Regions from separate parts of the Homo sapiens genome. Here region 1 is linked to region 2. A link is an interaction called in ENCODE POLR2A ChIA-PET data of the cell type or tissue named here. Cell type or tissue: B cell. All regions are shown on one strand. Links, peaks and the distances in the headings refer to the core of each region. The heading gives the core; the rest is flanking DNA. Region 1 holds the start of DES (desmin). Region 2 overlaps NHEJ1 (non-homologous end joining factor 1).

Region 1 (11,040 bases), core at 3,041-11,040, 270 kb after region 2:
CGGGTAAAGGGCCAGTTCTCTCCTTTTTGAGTTCTTTCAGTTTTTCCTAATCCAAATGCCCTATGCTGGCCAAGCCACCTCAGCTATCCGCCCATACTAGCCACCTGTCCTCCATCCATGCCATTCATGAAATCTGGGGGCTCCTAGGTAGAGCCAGGGCCCTTATTTTCCAGAGAGCCCTCTGTGAGGTTCAGAGATCTGCCGGGGCATCCTGAAGCCCTCCAGACATTGCGCTCGGGGGACAGCAGGGAACAGCAAAGGCCAAGGTCTGGAGGCTGGAGAGAGCTGGGCAGCCTCACCCAACAGAAAGGAGGCTGAAGCAAGGGGAGTCTGAAGGAGAGGTGAGTGACCTGCAGTTGACGAGGTGGGCAGGGCCAGTCCTGTGGGGCCCTCAGAGGCCATGACAAGTTTGGGTCTTGCTGGTTCAATAGGTCAGGGAAAGGAGAGAAGCTGGGAGTGGCAAAACAGGCAACGTTCCAAAAGGCATGAACACTGCCCCCAAATGTTTGCAGGGTAGATCTGTGAAAGGGGGGTTCTTGCTCTGCTTGGCTCCCAGGTTAGAATATGTGGCATAGCAGAGACATGTCATCTGGCTTTGAGTATCAGGAAACGTTTTCTTTCTTTTCTTTTCTTTTCTTTTTTTTTTTTAATTTTGACACAGAGTTTTGCTGTTTAGCCCAGGATGGAGTGAAGTGGTGTGATCTCGGCTCTCTGCAACCTCCACCCGCCAGGTTCAAGTGATTCTCCTGCCTCAGCTTCTCAAGTAGCTGGGATTACAGGCCCGTGCCACTACACCTGGCTAATTTTTGTATTTTTAGTAGAGACGGGGTTTTGCCATGTTGGCCAGGCTGGTCTCAAACTCCTGACTTCAGGTGATCCGCCCTCCTCGGCCTCCCAAAGTGTCAGGTTTACAGGTGTGAGCCACCGCACCCGGCCAAGGAAAGGTTTTCTAACAGCAGAGCTGCGGTGCAGACATGTTAGGTACTCAGGGACTCTTCGGGAATGGAATGTGCTGCCCAGAGACAGTAAGTTCCCAGGGACTGGAGGGATTCAAGCTGATCAAGTGCTTGCTGGAGCCACAGTAAAGAAGACTTCGGACTTCAGTGAGAAGTGGGAGCATGAGACTGGTCAGCCTCATGACCTGCTGAGGTCCAACTGTAAGCTTCTAAAACTCTGAGGTTTGAATAATCTGGAAATATTTCTTTTTTGTTTTTTGGTTTTTTTTTTTGAGACGGAGTCTCGCTCTGTCACCCAGACTGGAGTGCAGTGGCGCAATCTCGGCTCACTGCAAGCTCAGCCTCGCGGGTTCATGCCATTCTCCTGTCTCAGCCTCGCGAGTAGCTGGGACTACAGGTGCCCACCACCATGTCTGGCTAATTTTTTTATTTTTAGTAGACACGGGGATTCACTGTGTTAGCCAGGATGGTCTTGAGCTCCTGACCTCGTGATCCGCCTGCCTCGGCCTCCCAAAGTGCTGGGATTACAGGCGTGAGCCACCACGCCCGGCTTAATCTGGAAATATTTCAAACGGAGAGCAGGACTAACTTATTTCCTTAATTCATTTAACAAAAGTTATTGTCAGTACCCACTGTGCAAGGCACCATCCCACATACACAAATTTATAAATTGTCCCCTTTTCTGGTAAATGCTGAATGAAATCATCTGTCCTGGTGGACCTTTCCATTTCCAATATCAATTAAGGAAGAGGCCTGACTACTAAATACTGTGACTTTTATGTTTTTTTTTTAAAAAAGTGGCCGGGCATGGTGGCTCACGCCTACAATCCCAGCACTTTGGGAGGCTGAGGCAGGTGGATCACCTGAGGTCGGGAGTTCAAGACCAGCCTGACCAACATGGAGAAACCCCATCTCTACTAAAAATACAAAATTAGCCGGGCGTGATGGCGCATGCCTGTATTCCCAGCTACTCAGGAGGCTGAGGCAGGAGAATCGCTTGAACCTGGGAGGCAGAGGTTGTGGTAAGCCGAGATCGCACATTACACTCCAGACTGGGCAACAAGAGCAAAACCCGTCTCAAAAAAAAAAAGTACCAAAATTTGTGTTCAAAGGTGTCCTGAAGATGTTCACAGCAGCATTGCTTATAATAGCAAAACACTGGAACAACATAAATGTCTATCAATAAGGAACTGGCCAAATAAATTATACCAAGTCTATACAGTGAAATACAAAGACACTAAGAAAAATGACTCAAAACCCCACAACAAAGAAAAGTGCAGGACCAGATGGCTTAACTGGTGAGTTCTAAGAAACAAAGAACTAACACCAGGCTGGGCATGGTGGCTCACACCTGTAATCCCAACAGTTTGAAAAGCCAAGGTGGGAGGATCACTTGAGCCCAAGAGTTTGAGATCAGCCTGGGGCAACATAGGGAGACTCCCTGTCTACAAAAAAATTACAAAGTTTGCCAGGTATGGTGGCACACGCCTCTGGTCCCAGCTACTAGGGAGGCTGAGGTGGGAGGGTGAGAGGGTTACTTGAGCCCCGGAGGTTGAGACTACAGTAAGCCATGATCACACCACTGCACTTCAGCCTGGGTGACAGAGTGAGACACTGTCTCAAAACAAACAAACAAACAAACAAAAAACCTAACACCAGTCCTCAAACTCTTCCAAAAATTAGAAGAGAAAGGAATACTTTCTAGCTCATTCTTTTTTTTTTTTTTTTGAGACAGAGTCTCGCCCTGTCGCCCAGGCTGGAATGCAGTGGTACGATCTCAGCTCACTGCAACCTCCGCCTCCCGGGTTCAAGTGATTCTCCTGCCCCAGTCTCCCAAGTAGCTGGGATTACAGGCGTGTGCCACTACACCCAGCTAATTTTTGTATTTTTAGTAGAGATGGGGTTTCACTATGTTGGTCAGGCTGGTCTCGAACTCTTGACCTCCTGATCTGCCTCCCTCGGCCTCCCAAAGTGCTGGGTTTACAGGCATGAGCTACTGTGCCCAGCCACTTTCTAGCTCATTCTATGAGGCCAACATTATCCTCATACCAAAGCCAAACAAAGACACTACAGGAAAACTACAGACCAATATCCCTTATAAATATTGATGTAAAACTCATAACAAAATACTAGCAAACCAAATTCAGCAGCAAATTTAAAGGATTACACACTATAATCAGGTGGGATTTATTCCTGGAATGCAAGGATAGTTCAATATATAAAAGTCAATCAGTGTCATACTTCACATTGACAGAATGAAGAAAAACCCCACATGATCATCTCAATGATAAATGAAAACAACTGCATTTATAATAGCATTAAAAATAATAAAATACTTAGCAATAAACATAAATAATGAGGCACAAGACTTGTACACTGAAAATTATAAAATATTATTGAAATAAATCAAAGAAGACAAAAATAAATGGAAAGACATCTCATGTTCATGAACTGGAACACTTAATATTGTTAAGAATACCATTACTACTCAAAGTGATCTATAGATTCAGTATAATGCCTATCAAAATCTCACCAACATTTTTGCAGAAATAGAAAAATCCATCCTAAAATTCATAAGGAATTTCAAGAGACCTCAAATAGCCACAAATTTTTGAAAAAGAACAAAGATGGAGAACTCACATTTTCTGAGCTCAAAATTTACTACAAAGGTACAGTTATCAAAACAGTGTGTGGTACCAGCATAAAGACAGACATACAGACCAACAGAATATAATAGAGAGCCCAGAAATAAACCCTCACACGTGGTTAAATTATTTTCATCCCAGGTGCCCAGACCATTCAGTGGGGGAAAGGGTAGTCTTTTCAACAAATGGTGCTGAGAAACTGGATATCCACATGCAAAAAAACAAAGCTGGACTCTTACCTTATACCATACATAGAAATTAACTCAAAATGGATAAAACAGCCAGGCCCACATTGGCTCATGCCTGTAATTTTGGCACTTTGGGAGACCGAGGTGGAAGGATCGCTTGATCCCAGGAGTTTGAGGTTGCAGTGAGCTATGATGGCACCACTGTAATCCAGCCTGGGTAACAGAGCAAGACCCTGTTTCAACAACAACAACAACAACAAACAGACATGATACCTAAACATAAGAGCTAAAATATAAAATTCTTAGAAGAAAACAAAGAGGAAAATCTTCATGACATTGGATTTGGCGATGATTTATTGAATATGACACCAAAAGCATAGGCAATAAAATAAAAAATAGATAAATAGGACTTGATCACAATTACAAACTTTTGTTCATCAAAGGACATTATCAACAGAGTGAAAAGGCAAACCACAGAATGGGAGAAAATATTTGCAAATCATATATCTGATAAGGGATTAATATCCAGAGTATATAAAGAACTCCTGCAACTCAACAACAAAAAATCCCCAAACAACCCAATTCAAAAATGGGCAAAGGATTTGAAGACATTTTGCCAAAGAAGATATACAGATTACCAGTAAGCGCATGAAAAGATGCTCAACATCACTGATCATTAGGGAAACGCAAATCAAAACCACAATGAGCAGCCAGGTGTGGTGGCTTGCTTCCATAATCCCAGCACTTTAGGAGACTGAGGCAGGAAGATCGCTTGAGACCAGGAGTTTAAGTCCTCAGTGAGGTATGATCATGCCATTGCACTCCAGCCTGGGCAACAGAGTGAGACCCTATCTTTAAAAAATGAAATAAGGCTGGGTGTGGAGGCTTACAACTATAATCCCAGCACTGTGAGAGGCTGAGGTGGAAACATCACTTGACCCCAGGAATTTGAGACCAGCCTGGGCAACATAGGTTTGGAGACCTCATCTCTATGGAAAAGTAAAAAAACTAGCCAGGTATGGTGGCTTGCACCTGTAGTCCTAGGTACTTGGGAGGCTGAGGCAGGAGGATCACTTCAGTCCAGGAATTTGAGGCTGCAGTGAGTGATGATCGTGCCATTGCACTCCAGCCTGCGTGACAGAGGCCCTGTCTCTAAAAAACAAAACAAAACAAACAAACCACAATGAGGTACCACCTCACATCCATTAGGAAGGCTACTATTAATATTATAAAACAAATAAACAAATAGAAAATAGCAAGTGTTAGCCAGGATGTGGAGAAATTGGAACCCATGTTCACTGCTGGTAGCAATGTAAAACAGTGCAGCTGCTGCGGAAAACAGCATGGCAGTTCCTCAAAAATTTAGACATAGCATTACCATATAACATAGCAGTTCCACTTCTGAGTATCTACAGAAAAGAACTGAACATAAGTATTTGAACAGATATTTGTACACCAAAGTTCATAGCGACATTATTCACAATAACCAAAAGTTGGAAACAACCCAAATATTCATCAACAGATAAACAAAGTGTGGTGTATACATACAATGGAATATTATTTAGCCTTAAAAAGAAAGGAAATTCTGACCCATGTCACAACATGGATGAACCTTGAAGACGTTATGCTAAGGGAAGTAAGCCAGTCACAAAAGGACAAATATGGTATGATTCCACTTGCATGAAGTACCTAGAGTCAAATTCGTAGAAACGGAAAGTAGAATGATGTTTACCAGGGGCTGGGAGGAGGGGAAGGTGGAGGGTTATTTTTAATACATATGGAGTTTCAGCTTGGGACAATGAAAAAGTTCTGCAGATGGATGGTGGGGATAGTTGTACAACAATGTGAATGTACTTGACGCCACTGAACTGTATACTTAAAAAATGGCTCAAATGGTGAATTTTATTTTATGTATATTTTATCACAATGTAAAAGTGACTCAGCTGTCAATGTACTAAAATGGAACCATCTCTAAGCTGTATGTCATTGAAAAAAGATTGATTCAGAAGTGGGGGCTCCACATAAGAAAATGTGGTTGTGTGTACATGAAGTATCTCTGAAAGGAACCGATAACAACCAAAACCTGGTTGTCTCTGAAGCAGTGTTTGGGGTGGCTGGGTGTCAAAGTGGGAAGGAGACTTACTTTTCATTTTATGCCTTTTTGCACATCTTGAATTTTGTACCATATACACTACCCATCCAAATAAATTGTCGGTATTTTTAGTGTGTCCCATCCTGAGTGGTCCTCTCGGGAGGCTGAACTCTCCCTCCAGCGGTGCTGCCCAGCTCACAGCATGTTTTGGAGTGCTCCTCTTTCACCTGCCTTCCAAGCCTCGGGGTGTTGATTTGCAGCCCTCCATGGTAGCAAATCCTCAGGGGTGGAACTGAATTTTGAAAACAGTCCCAAGTGGTTCGGGGCCAAGTCTGGTGGTTGTTGATTTTGACTAGAGAATAGATGGCATGATTTATTTGTCTTCTGCCTCTTTTCACCAAGGAACTGAGGACTTGGGCTGGTCCAAAGGCCAATTTCCTTATGTGGTCTGGAGATCATTCACAGAGAAGAGCTCCAGAAATGTTGTCCCAGTAGCATCATAGAAATAGGTGTAGAGTCCCCTTCAGGAAGATTAATCTGGTTCTTTGGGCTGTAAGTGATCAAAGCAATACCAAGTGCCTTAAATTAAAAAAAAAAAAAAAAAAAAAAACGGAAAGTTTGTTGGCCCAAGGCCAGGAAGGACAGTGTGGGAGCTCAACTCACAAAGTTGAGGGAAGCACTGCAGGAACCAAGGGGCTGGCCTGCTCCTCCTCTCCAGCCTCCTCTGCTTCTTACATATTGACCTCTCTTTCTTCCTACTCCCCCAGGGGGCAGGAAACATGGCTTCCACAGGTTCCAGTTGAAGAATCCCAGTTCCGTCTATAAATTCCAGGGAAGGTCTCTGATTGGCCCTGCTCATTCCCAGGCCCATTCCTTGACCCAGTCACTGAAGTCAGGGAGATGCAGTAATAAGACTGGCTGGAATCAGGGTCTTTAGGGGTGGAGGGATGGGGAGGAGGCACAGCATGTCATCAAAATAAGGAAATTGCAAAAGAAAGCTTGCAGGCTACTTTGAATGACAATGAGAAAGACGGTGCTGCCTGAGTGTGTTAAGGATCCACATGGTCTCCAAAATCCTCCAGGAGCATACAGTCTAGTCTGGGAGATGAGACACAAAAATAACCAGAACACAACAGCTTGCACTGACTCGAGGGCTGGATAAGAATATCTGGAACTCCCCCATCTATTTCAGAAGCTTGTCTCTTGGATGAAAATTAGACACTTAATGGGAAAGGGCTTTGAAAAGAGTGCAGTAACAAAGCCCCCTTTACAATTTACCCGGCACATTCACACCCATCCTGAGGCCAAAGCCACAGGCTGTGAGGTCTCACTGTCTCAGCTTCCTGAGCTATAAAATGGGAATGATGCTAGTGTCTACCTCCTAGGGTTGGAGAATTGGGGGTCATGGGTGTGAAGTGCTCAGCAGCTTGGCCCACACTAGGTGGTCAGTACATGTAAGGTATTATTGTTGCTACATACATTAGTAGGGCCTGGGCCTCTTTAAACCTTTATAGGGTAGCATGGCAAGGCTAACCATCCTCACTTTATATCTGACAAGCTGGGGCTCAGAGAGGACGTGCCTGAGCTGGGGCTCAGACAAGGACACACCTACTAGTAACCCCTCCAGCTGGTGATGGCAGGTCTAGGGTAGGACCAGTGACTGGCTCCTAATCGAGCACTCTATTTTCAGGGTTTGCATTCCAAAAGGGTCAGGTCCAAGAGGGACCTGGAGTGCCAAGTGGAGGTGTAGAGGCACGGCCAGTACCCATGGAGAATGGTGGATGTCCTTAGGGGTTAGCAAGTGCCGTGTGCTAAGGAGGGGGCTTTGGAGGTTGGGCAGGCCCTCTGTGGGGCTCCATTTTTGTGGGGGTGGGGGCTGGAGCATTATAGGGGGTGGGAAGTGATTGGGGCTGTCACCCTAGCCTTCCTTATCTGACGCCCACCCATGCCTCCTCAGGTACCCCCTGCCCCCCACAGCTCCTCTCCTGTGCCTTGTTTCCCAGCCATGCGTTCTCCTCTATAAATACCCGCTCTGGTATTTGGGGTTGGCAGCTGTTGCTGCCAGGGAGATGGTTGGGTTGACATGCGGCTCCTGACAAAACACAAACCCCTGGTGTGTGTGGGCGTGGGTGGTGTGAGTAGGGGGATGAATCAGGGAGGGGGCGGGGGACCCAGGGGGCAGGAGCCACACAAAGTCTGTGCGGGGGTGGGAGCGCACATAGCAATTGGAAACTGAAAGCTTATCAGACCCTTTCTGGAAATCAGCCCACTGTTTATAAACTTGAGGCCCCACCCTCGACAGTACCGGGGAGGAAGAGGGCCTGCACTAGTCCAGAGGGAAACTGAGGCTCAGGGCTAGCTCGCCCATAGACATACATGGCAGGCAGGCTTTGGCCAGGATCCCTCCGCCTGCCAGGCGTCTCCCTGCCCTCCCTTCCTGCCTAGAGACCCCCACCCTCAAGCCTGGCTGGTCTTTGCCTGAGACCCAAACCTCTTCGACTTCAAGAGAATATTTAGGAACAAGGTGGTTTAGGGCCTTTCCTGGGAACAGGCCTTGACCCTTTAAGAAATGACCCAAAGTCTCTCCTTGACCAAAAAGGGGACCCTCAAACTAAAGGGAAGCCTCTCTTCTGCTGTCTCCCCTGACCCCACTCCCCCCCACCCCAGGACGAGGAGATAACCAGGGCTGAAAGAGGCCCGCCTGGGGGCTGCAGACATGCTTGCTGCCTGCCCTGGCGAAGGATTGGCAGGCTTGCCCGTCACAGGACCCCCGCTGGCTGACTCAGGGGCGCAGGCCTCTTGCGGGGGAGCTGGCCTCCCCGCCCCCACGGCCACGGGCCGCCCTTTCCTGGCAGGACAGCGGGATCTTGCAGCTGTCAGGGGAGGGGAGGCGGGGGCTGATGTCAGGAGGGATACAAATAGTGCCGACGGCTGGGGGCCCTGTCTCCCCTCGCCGCATCCACTCTCCGGCCGGCCGCCTGCCCGCCGCCTCCTCCGTGCGCCCGCCAGCCTCGCCCGCGCCGTCACCATGAGCCAGGCCTACTCGTCCAGCCAGCGCGTGTCCTCCTACCGCCGCACCTTCGGCGGGGCCCCGGGCTTCCCACTCGGCTCCCCGCTGAGTTCGCCCGTGTTCCCGCGGGCGGGTTTCGGCTCTAAGGGCTCCTCCAGCTCGGTGACGTCCCGCGTGTACCAGGTGTCGCGCACGTCGGGCGGGGCCGGGGGCCTGGGGTCGCTGCGGGCCAGCCGGCTGGGGACCACCCGCACGCCCTCCTCCTACGGCGCAGGCGAGCTGCTGGACTTCTCACTGGCCGACGCGGTGAACCAGGAGTTTCTGACCACGCGCACCAACGAGAAGGTGGAGCTGCAGGAGCTCAATGACCGCTTCGCCAACTACATCGAGAAGGTGCGCTTCCTGGAGCAGCAGAACGCGGCGCTCGCCGCCGAAGTGAACCGGCTCAAGGGCCGCGAGCCGACGCGAGTGGCCGAGCTCTACGAGGAGGAGCTGCGGGAGCTGCGGCGCCAGGTGGAGGTGCTCACTAACCAGCGCGCGCGCGTCGACGTCGAGCGCGACAACCTGCTCGACGACCTGCAGCGGCTCAAGGCCAAGTGAGGGCCCGGCACCCCAGACTCCTCTTTCTGCGGGCAGGGCACAGGAGGCTAGGCCTGGGGTCTGGGGTCCCGCTGTCAGCACCTGCCTTCTCCCGGGGCCCGGGACCCTCTCCTGCCCCATGTGGAGAAAGGGTCCTCCACCTGTGTGTTTCAAGGGGCCGTGACCTCCAGGTCTCTCCCCCTGCGATCCCATCTTGCACAGGAGTTTTCTTGGGGACATAGATCAGGGGGTGGATATGGGAGAATTTAGGGGACCCGGTGCCCTGTGGACAGCCCCGTTAAAAAGCATTTTAAGATGCTGGGGCGATATTTATGGGGTCAGGTAGTTGATGGGCAGAGGAAGGGCTGCAGGAGGCCCAGAGGGCAGTGTAGCCAGAGGGAGAAGGGAGGCTGATAGGAGACAGGGAAAGCAGGGCAAGGGCCCAGAGTCCAAGCAACAGCTCTCAGCTCAGCTGTGATGAGGCCCTGGGGGAGGTGGGGGGAGGGGGGAGCTTGGCCCTGGGGCCTTGCCGAGACTGTGTCTTTTTACAAGGTGAATGGACAGGCTGGAGAAAAAGGGAGTAGGTGGGGGTCACAGCTCTCAGAGAGCTTGGGAGGACCTGACTGTAGACTTCACCAGGCTCCAAGAACGAAAAGGGCAGCAAGTGTAGCATATTTGTTGGTCCCACTTCTGACAGGCCAAGTGAGCACAGTCACCCTCCTGCCACCAAAGTCATAAATATTAATTGAGCAGCTATATTGGCCAGGCTGGAGCTGGGAACCAGAAACACAGAGGTGGATAAAATAGACACAGTTTCTAACCCCAGGGAGGTCACACAGTCTGGTGGGGACATAGACTTCAAGGGTGTGGCTCCTGGGCAGAGATTGGGCCACTTCCTGTGCCCTCCCTGGGTGGGTGGGGCCTCTCCACTCCCTGTCTCTCCTGCCTCTACCCAGCAGCCAGGCCCTCCCGCTCTGTCCTGGACCCACCCCCTGGTCAGCCCCCGGCCAGTCGTTTCCACTGCCAGCTTTATCACCCGCAACTGTCTGTCTTTCTGTCTGTCCCACCCAGGCTGCAGGAGGAGATTCAGTTGAAGGAAGAAGCAGAGAACAATTTGGCTGCCTTCCGAGCGGTGAGTGCCCTTCTTTTCCCCTTGCATGGCCTCTGGCCTTGCTCTGCCCCACCTGGGTGGCGGTGACCATGTCCTTCTCGCTTGGCCTCTCCCAGGACGTGGATGCAGCTACTCTAGCTCGCATTGACCTGGAGCGCAGAATTGAATCTCTCAACGAGGAGATCGCGTTCCTTAAGAAAGTGCATGAAGAGGTATACCTTGGCCCCTCTTCCTGGGGTCACTGGGCCATGGGGAAAGCAGCCGGAAAGTGGGGTTGGGGTGAGGCTCTGGCTGGGAATAGGGGTGTGAGGGTGCTGTGTGGGCCCTGAGAGGGGACTGAAGCCCAGTCATGCCCTACAGGAGATCCGTGAGTTGCAGGCTCAGCTTCAGGAACAGCAGGTCCAGGTGGAGATGGACATGTCTAAGCCAGACCTCACTGCCGCCCTCAGGGACATCCGG
Region 2 (8,000 bases), core at 1-8,000:
ACAAACAAAAAAGAGTCACCTAATATCAAGACTCCAGTTTCTGGTTAGTATTCAGCACCCATCCTGGGGGAGGCACTTCTCTAATGCAAATGAGTCTCCCTCTTTGCTAAGACCCTTTGACTATTTTTAACACGCCCCACCCAACTCCTCCAAGAATGTCCTCTTACCTCGAATCAGCGTAGCCCCACTCTCCTGGTAGTCTTGGATCTCTAGGTCTTTCATATGAAGTAACGTTGCTAGCTCCCTCACTTGGCACTGTAATGCCAGACTCATGCCCATCAGAGGACGAATCAAATGTTGGGAGACCTTTGAGGGAAGAGATATCAATTAGCCAAAAGACTCTTATAAAGTACTTTCCAATTCAGTATTAGGTACCAGAAAAAATACCGAAAAATAAATGTTCTTACAGAAACTTATAGTTTCATAGGCAAGTAACCCATTTACATGAATGTAAACACAAATACAATAATTAAATATATTAAGAAGGTGGCTGGTGCAGTGGCTAACGTCTGTAATCCCAACACTTTGGAAGGCCAGGGCGGGTGGGTCACTTGAGGTCAGGAGTTTGACACAAGCACGGCCAACATGGCCAAACCCTATCTCTACTAAAAATACAAAAATTAACTGGGCTTGGTGGCAGAAGCTTGTAATCCCAGCCACTCGAGAGGCTGAGGCACAAGAATTGTTTGAACCCAGGAGGCAGAGGTTGCAGTGAGCCAAGATTGCACCACTGCATTCTAGCCTGGGTGACAGAGTGAGACTCTTTCTCAAAAACAAGATCCCACCAGCTGAGATGGCTCATGCCTGTAATCCCAGCACTCTGGGAGGCCGAGGTAGGAACTCACTTAAGCCCAGGAGTTCAAGAGCAGCCTGACAAACATAGTGAGACCCCATCTCTACCAAAAAAAAATTTTTTAACATTAGCCAGGCACAGTAGCATGCATCTGTAATCCCAACTACTCGGGAGGCTGAGGTGGAAGGATCACTTGAGCCAAGGAGGTCAAGGCTTCAGTGAGCTGTGATCATGCCACTGCATTCCAGCCTGGGCAACAGAGCAAGACTGCATCTCAAAACAACAAGAAGAAAACAAACAAACAAATGAGAAAAGCTGAAGATCCAAGTAGCCCTCAAGAAAATAAGTGTGGCAAAAACAGAGTACACTAGCTAAAGTGTAACAGAAGACAAAAATCAACAGAAGGTAAAGACCCTTGAAGATCAAATTAGATCCAGACACTAAGAGCCATTTCAGGGCTCATGATAGCCCAGAAGGACCCTGGAGTTTCAATCTGTTCCCACAAATGCAGCATAGTCTAAGGTTATTGTTATAATAGAAGCAAGCCAGCTACCAAGAACTAGCCTAGGAAGGTATAAGCCAACGCACTCTACACACAACCCCCCCTTTTTTTTTTTTGAGAAGGAGTTTCGCTCATGTTGCCCAGGCTACAGTACAGTAGCACGATCTCAGCTCACTACAACCTCCACCTCCCAGGTTCAAGCGATTCTCCTGCCTCACCCTCCCGAGTAGCTGAGATTACAGGCATGCACCACGATGCCCGGCTAATTTTTGTATTTTTAGTAGAGACGGGGTTTCACCATGTTGGTCAGGCTGGTCTTGAACTCCTGACCTCAGGTGATCTGCCTGCCTCGGCCTCCCAAAGTGCTGGGATTACAGGCGTGAGCCACCGTGCCCAGCCCACACACCCCATTTTTAACAAGAGGTAAGAAGAATGCAAACGCAGCCATACTGCCGTACAAATAGGGTGATACTCTCATATGATAATGTATAGCTATATAGAATAATCATTTAATTCACCTACACAAGGTGTCCATTAACCTGTCAAAAAAAATAACTAGGCCGGCTCATGCCTGTAATCCCAGCATTTTGGGAGGCCAACGTTGGAGGATTGCTTGAGTCCAAGAGTTCGAGTCCAGCCTGGGAAACGTGATGAAACCCAGTCTCTACAAAAAATACAAAAATTAGCCAGGCATGGTGGCACATGCCTGTAATCCCAGCTACTCGGGAGACTGAGGCACAAGAATCGCTTGAATCCGGGAGGCAGAGGTTGCGGTGAGCCAAGATCATGCCATTACACTCCAGCCTGGGTGACAGAACAAGATCCTGTCTCAAAATAAAATAAAATAAAATAATTCAAATTAATAATCTATCTGTGACTAAGGGAAGTTATCAGACTTCCTTTCCCTTTCCTTAAGGAGATGAACTAAAGAAGGCACTAAAAAGAAGAAATGCCCTAGATCAGAGGTCAGCAAACTTTTTCTATAAAGGGCCAGATAGTTAACATTTTTGGCTTTGTGGCCTATCCAGTCCCTGTTGCAACTACTGGACTCTCCTGTTGTAGCACAAAAGCAGCCACAGACAATATGTAAACAAATCAAGTGGCTGTGTTCCAACCGAGCTTTACAAAAACAGGCAGCAAGCCAGAATTGGCCCATGGCCATAGTATGCCAACCCCTGTCCTAGACCTGAAAAAGGAGTACTTTTAGACAAGATACCCCAACAGGCTTGAAATGAGGAAAAGGTACTAGAGTATCCCATAACATGTGCAAGCCAGACTCATCTGGATCCAGATTAGACGTCTGGACTCTTTCAGACCTTTGTGTTTTCATTTTCCATTCATTTTCTAGGTAAAATTTACTACTAAAAGTTCTAATTGTGCTTTGGCTCAAATTAAGAGGAAAAGACTTTTTTCCACATTTCTGCTAGATTAGAAAAGACTGGATGTGGGGAGGTGGGAAGAAAGGAAGTTAGTGGCGGCAGCTTTTGTACCAAAACCAAGGACTAAGAAATGGAAGGGTTCTGGCACAGAGGGGAAAGCCAGAAATAAAGTCCAGCTATAGATACTAGAGTCTTCCTTCTACCACACAGCACATCCCAACCTGGCACTGACTCCCAATTGAGGTCCTTAGCAAAAACTTAACCCTCTAGGAAGTACTGTTCAGAATGTGGCAGAAGTTCAGCTTTGGAAAAATTTATCTGCTCTACACTCGATCTTCTTTCCTAGGAATTGTTTTGTTAAATTTGGTCCTGCTGGGCGGGCATGGTGGCTCACGCCTATAATCCCAGCATTTTGGGAGGCCAAGGCAGGCGGATCGCTTGAGCTTAGGAGTTTGAGACCAGCCTGGGCAACATGGTGAAACCTCATCTCTACTAAAAATACAAAAAATTGGCCGGACGCAGTGGCTCACACCTGTAATCCCAGCACTGTGGGAGGCCGAGGCAAGTGGATCACCTGAGGTCAGGAGTTCAAGATCAGCCTGGCCAACACGGTGAAACCCCGTCTCTACTAAAAATACAAAAATTAGCTGGGCATGGTGGCGGGTGCCTGTAATTCCAGCTACTCGGGAGGCTGAGACAGAAGAATCGCCTGAACCCAGGAGGCGGAGGGTGCAGTGAGCCGAGACTGCGCCATTGCACTCCAGCCTGGGTAACAGGGTGAGACTCCATCTCAAAAAAAAACAGAAAAAAAAAAATTAGCCAGGTGTGCTAAAGCATGCCTATATTTTCAGCTACTTGGGAGGCTGAGGTGGGAGAACTGCTTGAGCCCAGGAGGTGGACGTTGCAGTGGGCTGAGATTGCACCACTACACTCCAGACTAGGTGACAGAGTGAGACCTTATCTCAAAAAAAAAAAAAAAAAAAAAAAGTTTGGTACTGTTTAAGGTAGATCAGGAGGAAAACAGGCAAATACTTGTATAAATGACAGTGAATATTTGATGAGTTGAATTGAAATAATTGTCATTACTACCCAAGCAGCAACACCATCCAATTGGCGGCAGCACTGAAACAACAGAAACTCCTAAATTAATAACCAGCTTCCCTCTGGATGGCTACCTCAATAGCAATTTCCTCGAGTGACAGTAAATATTGTATAAAAACATGAAACATGACAAGGAACAGCTTTTAATTAATGTCATGTCTAATTAAATATGATAATGCCACATCAGGCAACTGAAATTATCTATCAGACCCCAATGTCTATTTGGTTTAAAGAAAGTTTTTTTATCAGTAAATATTGTAACTGCTAAAATAATTTCATAGGATTGGGTTACAGCATTTTGAATTATTGAGGTATAATTCATTTCAAAGTTAGATGAACACCAAAATGATTTCTCTTAGACCAGATAGCCTTAAATTAATGCTCAGTAGAAATTTTGAAAATATGTGTTAATGGGCATATGAGAGACTAGATAAAATGTGTAAAAAAGTCCCAGCACTTTGGGAAGCTGAGGTGGGCAGATGACCCGAAGCCAGGAATGCAAGATCAGCCTGGCCAACATGGTGAAACCCTGTCTCTACTAAAAACACAAAAAATTAGCCGGACATGGTGGCACGCACCTGTAGTCCCAGCTACTCAGGAGACTGAGGCACAAGAATCACTTGAACCTGAGAAGCAGAGGCTGCAGTGAGCCGAGATCATGCCACTGCACTCCAGCCTGGGTGACAGAGAGAGACTCCATCTCAAATAACAATAATAATAATAATAATGTGTAAATAGTTCAAAGCAAATCCACAGACACTATAAGGAAAAATCTTGAAGGGCTTTAGGATGTCAGGGACACTCCCCGTAATTTATAGACAGCAATATATGAAGATATACAGTTCATCAGTCAATTCAACAGATATCTACTGGGTTCCTAATATGTACTCTGACCCTATGAGGCCTCTGCCATCAAAGAGCTTACAACAGTTAAGGAGGTTAGGAAGTGTAATAGATATACAAACAGGAGTTGCTAATCTTTTTCCGAGGAAAAGCTATTTATAATTTTCTCCAAAGTCTTCAGATTTTCCACAGAAATGTTCATAAGTCATGAGCAGGGGAGCAGAATGATAGGTCTCAATCTCAAGATGAATCAAGCTGGAGGCTAAAGCGGGAGAATCACTTAGGCCCAGGAGTTCAAGATCAGCCTGGGCAACATAGTAAGACCCCCATCTCATAAACAAACAAACAAATAAACAAAAAAGATCAAGATGAATCATATCAGGAGATCCAGTGAAGGCTGGAGCACAGTAGCACAATCACAGCTTACTGCAGCCTTGAACTCCTGGGCTCAAGTGATTCTCCCACTTCAGCCTTCCAAGTAGCTAGGACTACAGGCACATGCCACCACACCCACCTATTTTTTTTATTTTTTTATTTTTTTGTAGCTATGGGTTTCACTGTGTTGCCCAGGCTGGTCCCAAACTCCTGGTCTCAAGCAATCCTCCTGTCTTGACCTCCCAAACTGGTGGGACTACAGGCATGAGCCATCATCCCCGGGATCTCTTTCATTTATTTATTTATTTTTATTTATTTATTTATTTATTTATTTATTTATTTTGAGAGAGTCTCGCTGTAGCCAGGCTGGAGTGCAATGGCGCAATCTCAGCTCACTGCAACCTCCACCTCCCGGGTTCAAGCAATTCTCTTACCTCAGCCTCCTGAGCAGCTGAGATTACAGGCATGCACCACCATGCCCGGCTAATTTTTGTATTTTTAGTAGAGATAGGGTTTCGCTATGTTGGCCAGGCTGGTCTCGAACTCCTGACCTCAGGTGATCCGCCCGCCTCGGCCTCCCAAAGTGTTAGGATTACAGGTGTGAGCCACTGTGCCTGGCCCCAGCATCTCTTTTAAAACGAAAAGTTATGGAGTTGAAATATTTGCCCTCACAGGTCCACTATAATGCTAAACATAAGTAATATTACATATGTTCTTTTATTTAATCCTTACGACTAGACAGTAAGGTTGTGGTTGATTTATTTTACAGATGAAGAAACTGAATCATAAAAATTCAGTACTTATCCAAATTAATACAAGTAGTCTCAAAGAGGTGGAGTTGAGTTACAAATTCGAGTCTGCTGGTTCCAAAACCTATCTCTTTCTTACACTAAGAAACCTTTGGATATAGCTCCTAGGAATCATAAAATGTCCAAAGATATCACAAATCTGAAAGCTAAAATGTGGAATATCAAGAATTATATTAGATATTAGAAAGAACAGACAACAGGAAAGAGTAAGAGATGAAGTCTGTCCTAAATGAAGATGGACTCAGTGTTAGAACCCAGAGACCTGGGGCCAAGCACGGAGGCTTACGCCTATAATTCCAACTCTTTGGGAAGCCAAAGTGAGAGGATCACTTGAGCTGAGGAATTCAAGACCAACCTGGGCACTATGATGAGACTTCATCTCAAAAGAAAAAGAAAGAAAAGGGGGGGGGGGTGGAGAGAGAGAGAGAGAGCAAGCAAGCAAACAGAGACCCAAAACCCAATATATTCCATAATACCCTTGCAGACTTAGAAACCATTAGCTTGTTAATGTGAGTATGTTATGCTGGAGAAGTATGAGGAACAGGTATTCTCCTCTTTCCTGTACAGCTGGAAGGAGTTAAGCTGCATAATGTCTCTGAAAGACAATTTGGCATTATGTTATGTGGCAAGATTAAAAGATACAAATATTCCTTGACCCAGCCATTCCACTTATGGGAATTTACTCACACATTTACATGCAGGAAAAGTAAATACAAGGATAGTAACTGTATACAACAACAAAAGACTTAGGTGTCTACTGACAGCAGATCAATTAAATATATGATACATTCATTAAATACAATGCTATGTTGCAATTAAAAAACACAAAGGCAGGTCCTCTGAATGTGTTGATATGAATAATCTCTAAGTTCTTTTTTTTAAGGCTCATCAAGTGAAGCAGTGGGTAAGTTCTACAATTAAGTGAAAAAAGGAAGGTACTAAACAGTGCGTACAGCATGATACTATTTGTCAAAAAATACACATATACATAGATATATATTTGGTCGTATGAAGATATATATACAGTATATACATATATAGCTTTAAGAATTCACAAGAAGCTGATATTGGTAGTTGCTTTGCAAAAGGAAAAGGAGGGACTAGGGAACGGGGTAGAAAGATCTATTTTTTCACTGTATACACTTAAATGCTGTTTGAAATGTTTGCCTTTTTCAAGAATTACTCATTCAAAAAAATTAAATGAAAACGATCACAAGAATGAGTTACAAACAAAAATTATGACTGTGTGACCTTACAGACATACACACAAGCCTGAAATAGTATCCACCTACATCCTTACCCGTGTCCACTGGCTCTAACTTTTTCCATATAAAGCTCTCTCAGGTTCAGGCGTTTCCCTAGGAGGGCATTCTTCTTTTAATGATGAGTATTTTATTTTAACTTAAAGCACAATTGTTCATGAATTGCTCAAATCTAATTTCTTCCTATGGCAAACCAAGACTCATCCCTTCCTAAACACTGTTGTCTCTTTCCTTTAATGTAGTTCCCCAATTAGAGAAATTTGCCTAGAATAGCTAGTTTTTCTTTACATACTTTTATATTATATTGTATTATATATATTATATAATATATAATACATTATATTATACCATTACATATTATATTAATATAGATTAATATAACATATAATATATGTTAATATATTATATATTATTATATTACATATATTTATATATTAATCTATAATATAGATATACTATATAATTGTAATATCATTATATTAGTGTTCCTTACTGTATTCTTTTGAAAGAAGAAACTATTAGAGCCCATCAGCCTCCAAGGAGAACTGTCTCCACAATCACACTACATATTCCGCATTTCTAGGTCCATGTAATGCAAAATGAGATTAGCTATTGCTAGGGATTCCCAAAGGCCGCCCAAATGGTTTGGTCCCAGAACAAACATTATTGAGGAAACACTGCCCCCTGGTGTTACTTAGAAAGTTGAAATGTTTTAAACGAAATAAAGTATGGGATGGGGCCAGGCTCCTGCTTGTAATCCCAACACCTTGGGAGGCCAAGGCAGGAGGATTGCTTGAGGTGAGGAATTCGAGACCACCCTGGTCAACACAGAGAGACCCCCCATCTCTACAAAAAATTTTTTTTAATTTTATTTATTTTTTTAATTTTATTTTTTAAATTTATTAAATTTTATTTATGTATTTTTATTTGCAAGAT

The links. Peaks named below come from ENCODE experiments on the same cell type or tissue, not always from the same donor. Only the 100,000 strongest peaks of a DNase experiment are listed, where the experiment ranks them.
Region 1: POLR2A ChIA-PET joins it to region 2 with 12 read pairs; 2 of 35 experiments call an interaction of 5 or more read pairs at or near these places.

The regions. Positions count from the first base shown.
Region 1 is chr2:219,409,554-219,420,593 of GRCh38, forward strand. DES (desmin) reads left to right here and starts at 8,824. Exons shown (of 9, transcript NM_001927.4): 1 at 8,824-9,487; 2 at 10,542-10,602; 3 at 10,698-10,793; 4 at 10,942-11,040. The coding sequence starts at 8,910. RefSeq lists cis regulatory regions at 7,843-8,899, 7,916-7,922, enhancers at 7,843-8,118, 7,843-7,961, 7,962-8,118, a silencer at 8,119-8,594 and a promoter at 8,595-8,899. In B cell, for the core only: no CTCF peak of the experiment used is centred there; no DNase peak of the experiment used is centred there; H3K27me3 peaks cover 3,734 bases.
Region 2 is chr2:219,147,490-219,155,489 of GRCh38, forward strand. NHEJ1 (non-homologous end joining factor 1) reads right to left here. Exons shown (of 8, transcript NM_024782.3): 4 at 168-306. Among named protein-coding and RNA genes, the nearest start is that of NHEJ1, 9.3 kb to the right of the region's middle. In B cell, for the core only: CTCF peaks have their summits at 7,754 (motif pointing left) and 7,955; a DNase peak (open chromatin) is centred at 7,742.